Linked DNA regions of Homo sapiens: region 2 is linked to region 1. A link is a contact called in ENCODE Hi-C or POLR2A ChIA-PET data. All regions are on one chromosome and are shown on one strand. Each heading gives the region's core, a stretch centred on a gene start or an enhancer-like site at or near the end of the contact. The rest is flanking DNA. Distances are from core to core; before and after follow the strand shown.

Region 1 (2,700 bases), core at 34-2,533:
TTGTCATTTGCCTTTTTTTTTTTCTTGAGATGGAGTCTCGCTCTGTCGCCCAGGCTGGAGTGCGGTGGCGCAATCTCGGCTCACTGCAAGCTCCGCCTCCCAGGTTCACGCCATTCTCCTGTCTCAGCCTCCCGAGTAGCTGGGACTACAGGCGCTGGCCACCACACCCGGCTAACTTTTTGTATTTTTAGTAGAGACGGGGTTTCACCATGTTAGCCAGGATGGTCTCCATCTCCTGACCTCATGATCTGCCCACCTCGGCCTCCCAAAGTGCTGGGATTACAAGCGTGAGCCACCGCGCCCAGCCTGTCATTTGCCTTTTACTTTTGTTTTGGGTGGGGTTAATTTGGCTCACGGTAAAAGAACAGTTTTCCTGCATGTTTTATTAACACTAAAATGAAACGCATTTAGGGTCACAGAGATTTGGGGCCATACTAAACCAAAATTTTAAAAATAAAGTCCTTGGCTGGGCGTGGTGGCTCACACCTGTAATCCCAGCACTTTGGGAGGCCAAGGTGAGTGGATTGCTGGAGCCCAGGAGTTTGAGACCAGCCTGGGCAACATGGCGAAACCCCATCTCTACTAAAAATACAAAAAATTAGCCAGGCGTGGTGGTGGTACCCTCCTGTAGTCCCAGCTACTCAGGAGGCTGAGGTGGGAAGATCCCTGGAGCCCGGGAGGCGGAGGTTGCAGGGAGCCAAGATCAGCCACTTCACTCCAGCCTGGGCGGTAGAGGAGATCCTGTCTCAAAAAATAAAATAAAATAAATAATTTCCTCCGTATCCTCAGAAACAATTCAAAGCCATGTGTAAACCCAAAACTGAGTTCATCACTTCTAAGATCAGAAGAATTTGTGTTTGTTTATGATGAACTCACACACCATAATCTTCCAAAATCATTGAATTCCAGGTGTGACTAAAGCAAAGTTTCAGATTGCAAGTTGACACTGTTACCTGAAAGCTGCACACAACTGCTGAATCACTTTTTAAACAAGCATGAAAACAACAATTTCTCTTGTTCCCAGTACAGCTTTGAGCCACAAAAATTAATTACATCACCTAGGAAATTAGCCCTGCGTTTTGCATCCAAAGGTCAATGTTCAGACTGAGAAATGGTTTAGTGCTTCCAAACACAGGGCTCAGCACATAAATATTTATCATGCAGAGGACAGGAACTCATTGTACATGGCTTGTTTACCTTATCAGCCAGTTACCTGGGGCAAAGAGTCCACTGTCTGCTTCCTGTCCTAATTTCCCTTGCCCAAGACCTTGGGCAATTGTTTATTTGACAGAGTGTTCTGTCCCATTCCCTTTCTTCTGGGAATAAGGGCACAGGATACTAAACAAATAGATCACCTGGTCTGGGAACACCTGATTTCTGGAGAGGCTGAGACTTCTAGGTGTTTGCTAGAAAGATCCAAATACAGGAAAGAGAAAACAGCTGCTGCGTTCACAAGAAAACGGAGGATGCATTTCTCCCCATGACTTCGGCTTGTTTGGGTTCGCATTTCAAGTGCTCTGACTGGGCTTTATGGAATGTCCTGTCAAGCTTTTGATTGTGAAAATAAAGTTACAGAGACACAGGGGAACAATAATCACAGACGCGATTTGTAGCACAGACACGGCCTTTCATTTCATTCCTCTTTTCTGTGTTTACAAATTGCGACTGTTAGAGAAACGTTGGCCAAGCTGGCTCTTTAACCTGGCCACATATTTATTTTGGCCACTCTTAGCTTTTATTTCGCAAGGTCTCATACTCACCAGCTCAGGTGCTTGTTACATAAGAAAGCTCTGCCGGCGGAGTGCCAAAAATTCAGCTCAGCATTTTCTGCCTCCCTGCAGTGGTCCCAAGGAATGGATACCTCTGCAACCATCTGCAACCTGGACCTTTGCAACAGGAATCTCAGGTTAGGTGACACTGGCCAACATGCAGGGAAACTATGTCAACAAGCTAGTTTTCCTTTCCTTCCTTCCTCCTTCCCTTCTTCCCTCTCTCCCTCTCCTCACCTCCTTTCCTTTCTTTCATTTTTGATACAGTAGGGTGTCTCACTATGTTGCCCAGGCTGGTCTCAAACCACTGGCCTCCAGTGATCCTCCTGCCTCAGCCTCCCGAAGCTCTGAGATTACAGGTGTGAGCCTCCAGGCCTGGCCCCAAACTAGTTTTCAAGGGTTGGTTATCACATCCCTTGTATCTTGGTTCTCACCAGTCAATCATTACGTACTTTGCATGGATTTATTAGAATAGATTTTAAATCTCTTGTTTTAGCCTCTTCTACTTGTAGAGCTACCAATCCTAGAAGTTTACTAGCAACTCTGCATTGTTACATTTTAATTTGCATTTTGTTTTGCATATATTTAATTTGCATTTAGTTTTGCATTTAGTTTGATTGTTCATTTGCGTCTCTCCTTTCTGAACTGCCTGCTGTTCTTTGCTCACTTTTTCTATTTTATTATTATTAAGACTAGTCACGTGTAGTAGTGAGAAGGAGGGAAAGAGTCTATTGGAGTTTTAATATCATGTATACAGTGGATATTAAGAATATCAACACTTCCTTTTTTTTTTTTTTGAAACAGAGTTTTGCTCTTGTTGCCCAAGCTGGAGTGCAACGGCGCGATCTCGGCTCACTGCAACCTCCGTCTCCCAGGTTCAAGCGATTCTCCTGCCTCAGCCTCCCGAGTAGCTGGGATTATAGGTGCCCAT
Region 2 (2,700 bases), core at 191-2,690, 140 kb before region 1:
GGAGTCAGCAAGGGCTGCCTTAACATCCGGACAAACTGCCACAAACCCTCGTATCTCCCATCTAGTCTTCTAAAGGCCCATTTTTCTTTCCTAAAAATCATTTCCTCTCCTCACGGTAGCCCACATCTCCTCTCCCTTTTCTCTGTTAAGATGGCATCACTTTTTTGTGATATTGTTTTTTTCTTCCTATGATGGCCCCTGTGCACATATTAAAAATTAATAAATTTGTTTACCCTTTTTCCTGTTAAATCTGTGTATTGTCAGTGTATTTCCTAGACCCAGCTATCGAACCTAGATGGTAAAGTCTTTCTTCCCCTGACTCTATTTCAAAGCAATAAAAAAGTTTAAAATGCCCCAAAAGACATAGTTTACTCTATGATTGGATTATTAGAAGACGTTAGCCCAGGGAGGTTCTACTCTGTTTTTCAGGGGTGGAGCTGGTACTAGAATTCACAGCCTGGTTTTCATCCCAGCTGGGCCATTCCACAAATGGAACTTTAAACAAATACTTCTCCTCGAAGTAGAAGCTGGGTTGGGGTCTGGTCTTGAAGGATGGATCTGAAATGGCGGAGGAGAGCCTGGCGAAGCCCTCCGGCCTCCTTCCCAACGGGTCCCAGCTTTTTGCCACTTCCCTACCTTGTATTTGGCTACTAAGGAATCTAATCTGTCCAGTTTTTTATCTTGGTCATCCATAGTGTTCTATAGATCACATAGAAAGATGGTTACAATGTTCAGCACCTCTTGCTAAACATCCTGTCCTGGAGGCACATGGAGAAGGTTGACAAAGCCTCATTCCTCTGAAACATTTCATGCAACGGATTTGGTTGAAACCCCAGATTGTGATCTGGAGTCTTTAGCAACTGTGCTCATTTCCTACCTTGAGCATTTCATTTTTGAGCAACTAGAATAACAACTGGTCTTTTTTAGTCTTGACCAAAGGGGGATAAGGGAACCAAAAATCCTTTGCTCCTCGTTTCCTGTTAGATTGTGAAACAAAAAGGTAAACATTTAACGGAATGTGGCAGCTCAGAACAATTACCCCTATTGTGGCATGAACACTGATTTCTATTCCTTTTTACACAAACTCCTTCCGGTAGAGAAGCTGAACAAAAGAACGTGCCAGCCCAGCCCGTGGGCTCCTCAGGCCGATCAGATCGGGAAGTGAGAAACGCCGGCAGAGATTTGCTCTGGGAAAGTTTGTAGACATTTTCAAAGTCAAGGGTGAAGTGTCCTTGGTTTACTTAGAATCGTTTTCTTTAAAGGAAATCACTGTCACAACTTCAGAAGCCCCGACATGCCTGTGTAGTTATGAGAAGGGATGAAGGCTTCGCATAGCTTCATAACCTTGTTATTAAGAGTCTGGAACTCAGTGACTGGCTGGGTGCTTGACCCTTTGTTCAGTAGCCTTGGCAAGTGCTCTCATTTTCTTCCTTTTTAGGTTTCCCCACTGCGAGCCCTTCGAGAACAATGTCATGTTGATCGATGGCAGTGACTCACACCAGATCTTTCCATGCCTCCTCTGCAAGGACTCAAGAGAGTCGAGAGCAAAACCGTGCCATAGTTCCATAAGGAGGGCAAAGAGCTTTATCCACGCTGAGGAACAGGCGGATCATGCGGCTACAGCACTGGTCTTTACCTTTTAACTGCTTGATTCGAAACATTCCAGCCAGGAACAGTGGCTCACACCTGTAATCCCAGCACTTTGTGGGGCCAAGGCAGGTGGATTGCTCGAGCTCAGGAGTTCGAAACCAGCCTGGGCAACCTGGCAAAACCTCATCTCTACAAAAAAATACAAAAATTAGCCAGGCCTGGTGTGTGTGCCTGTGGTTCCAGCCACTCGGCAGGCTGCGGCCAGAGGATCACTTGAGCCCAGGAAGTGGAGGCTGCAGTGAGCTGAGATCGTGCCGCCACACTCCAGCCTGGGTGACAGAGCCAGACATTGTCTCTAAAAAAAAAAAAAAAAGAAAAGAAAAGAAAGAAAAAAGAGAAATAGTCCAAGACTAGGGAGAAAACCTTCTTTGGGGTCAGTGTGAACCATTCTTTCATTTGTTCAGCAAATGCTTACTGAGGAGCTACTGTGTCCCTGAAATTGCCTCCACCTCCAAGAAGACAGTGGTGAGCAAGTCAGACAATACCTCTAATCTCATGGTATTTATAAGTAAATGGGCCGTTAAAATTACCAGATCAGAAGTGCTGTGTTCAGCAAATAGAGGCTCATGGGAAACTCCTAAGAAGGGCTTCTGAGCTGGACTTGGGGGTCAGGAAAGGCAGAATGAGGGGGCTGACTCATCCAGACTGGGGCGGGGTTGCCGGGGGTGCCTCCCACTTACTATCTGTCTCCTTCTAGACTGACTTCTCTGTCATCATGAATACACCCCTTTAAGACATACATTTAAGAGAAAATAAGAGGATGCCTTATTTATTTAAAGGTTTGTTACAGTTTTACTAACAACCACATACCTAAAGGAAAGTCGCAAGTAGAGCTCAAAAACTTTTTTCTCTGGGGCAGTGAAGAGTCAGTTGCCAGCCAGAAGGCCCACTGAGCCTGAGCACTTCAGGGTGTGCTTCCTACAGATAAGGACATCCTCCTGCATAACAGGAAAGGGGTCCTGATCCAGACCCCAAGAGAGGGTTCTTGGATCTCGCACAAGAAAGAATTCCGGGTGAGTCTGTAAAGCGAAAGCCAGTTTATTAAGTAAA

What was found. A loop is a pair of places that touch in the nucleus more often than their neighbours do. ChIA-PET counts read pairs that join two places held with the same protein, here RNA polymerase II (POLR2A). Pooled maps may share reads with other maps.
Region 2: a map of HepG2 shows a loop between it and region 1 (13-fold over the local background). The contact joins the enhancer-like site here to the promoter of LINC03154 in region 1. A Hi-C loop is called at or near these places in 1 of 168 maps with a recorded cell type or tissue (HepG2) and 1 of 50 pooled maps. POLR2A ChIA-PET finds 5 or more read pairs at or near these places in 7 of 52 experiments (Caco-2, GM10248, HepG2 and 3 more).

Annotation. Positions count from the first base shown.
Region 1 is chr1:8,258,088-8,260,787 of GRCh38, forward strand. It overlaps LINC03154 (long intergenic non-protein coding RNA 3154), which reads left to right and starts at 1,284. Exons shown (of 2, transcript XR_007065454.1): 1 at 1,284-1,906. RefSeq lists a silencer at 1,602-1,896.
Region 2 is chr1:8,120,036-8,122,735 of GRCh38, forward strand. ERRFI1-DT (ERRFI1 divergent transcript) reads left to right here. Exons shown (of 3, transcript NR_185980.1): 3 at 1,439-2,700. Among named protein-coding and RNA genes, the nearest start is that of LINC01714, 87 kb to the right of the region's middle. RefSeq lists an enhancer at 1,072-1,381. Within about 2 kb of position 1,441, at least 30 of the 41 ENCODE cell types and tissues checked have a DNase peak (open chromatin) inside an H3K27ac peak, as active enhancers do; they include Panc1, where a contact is called at or near this core.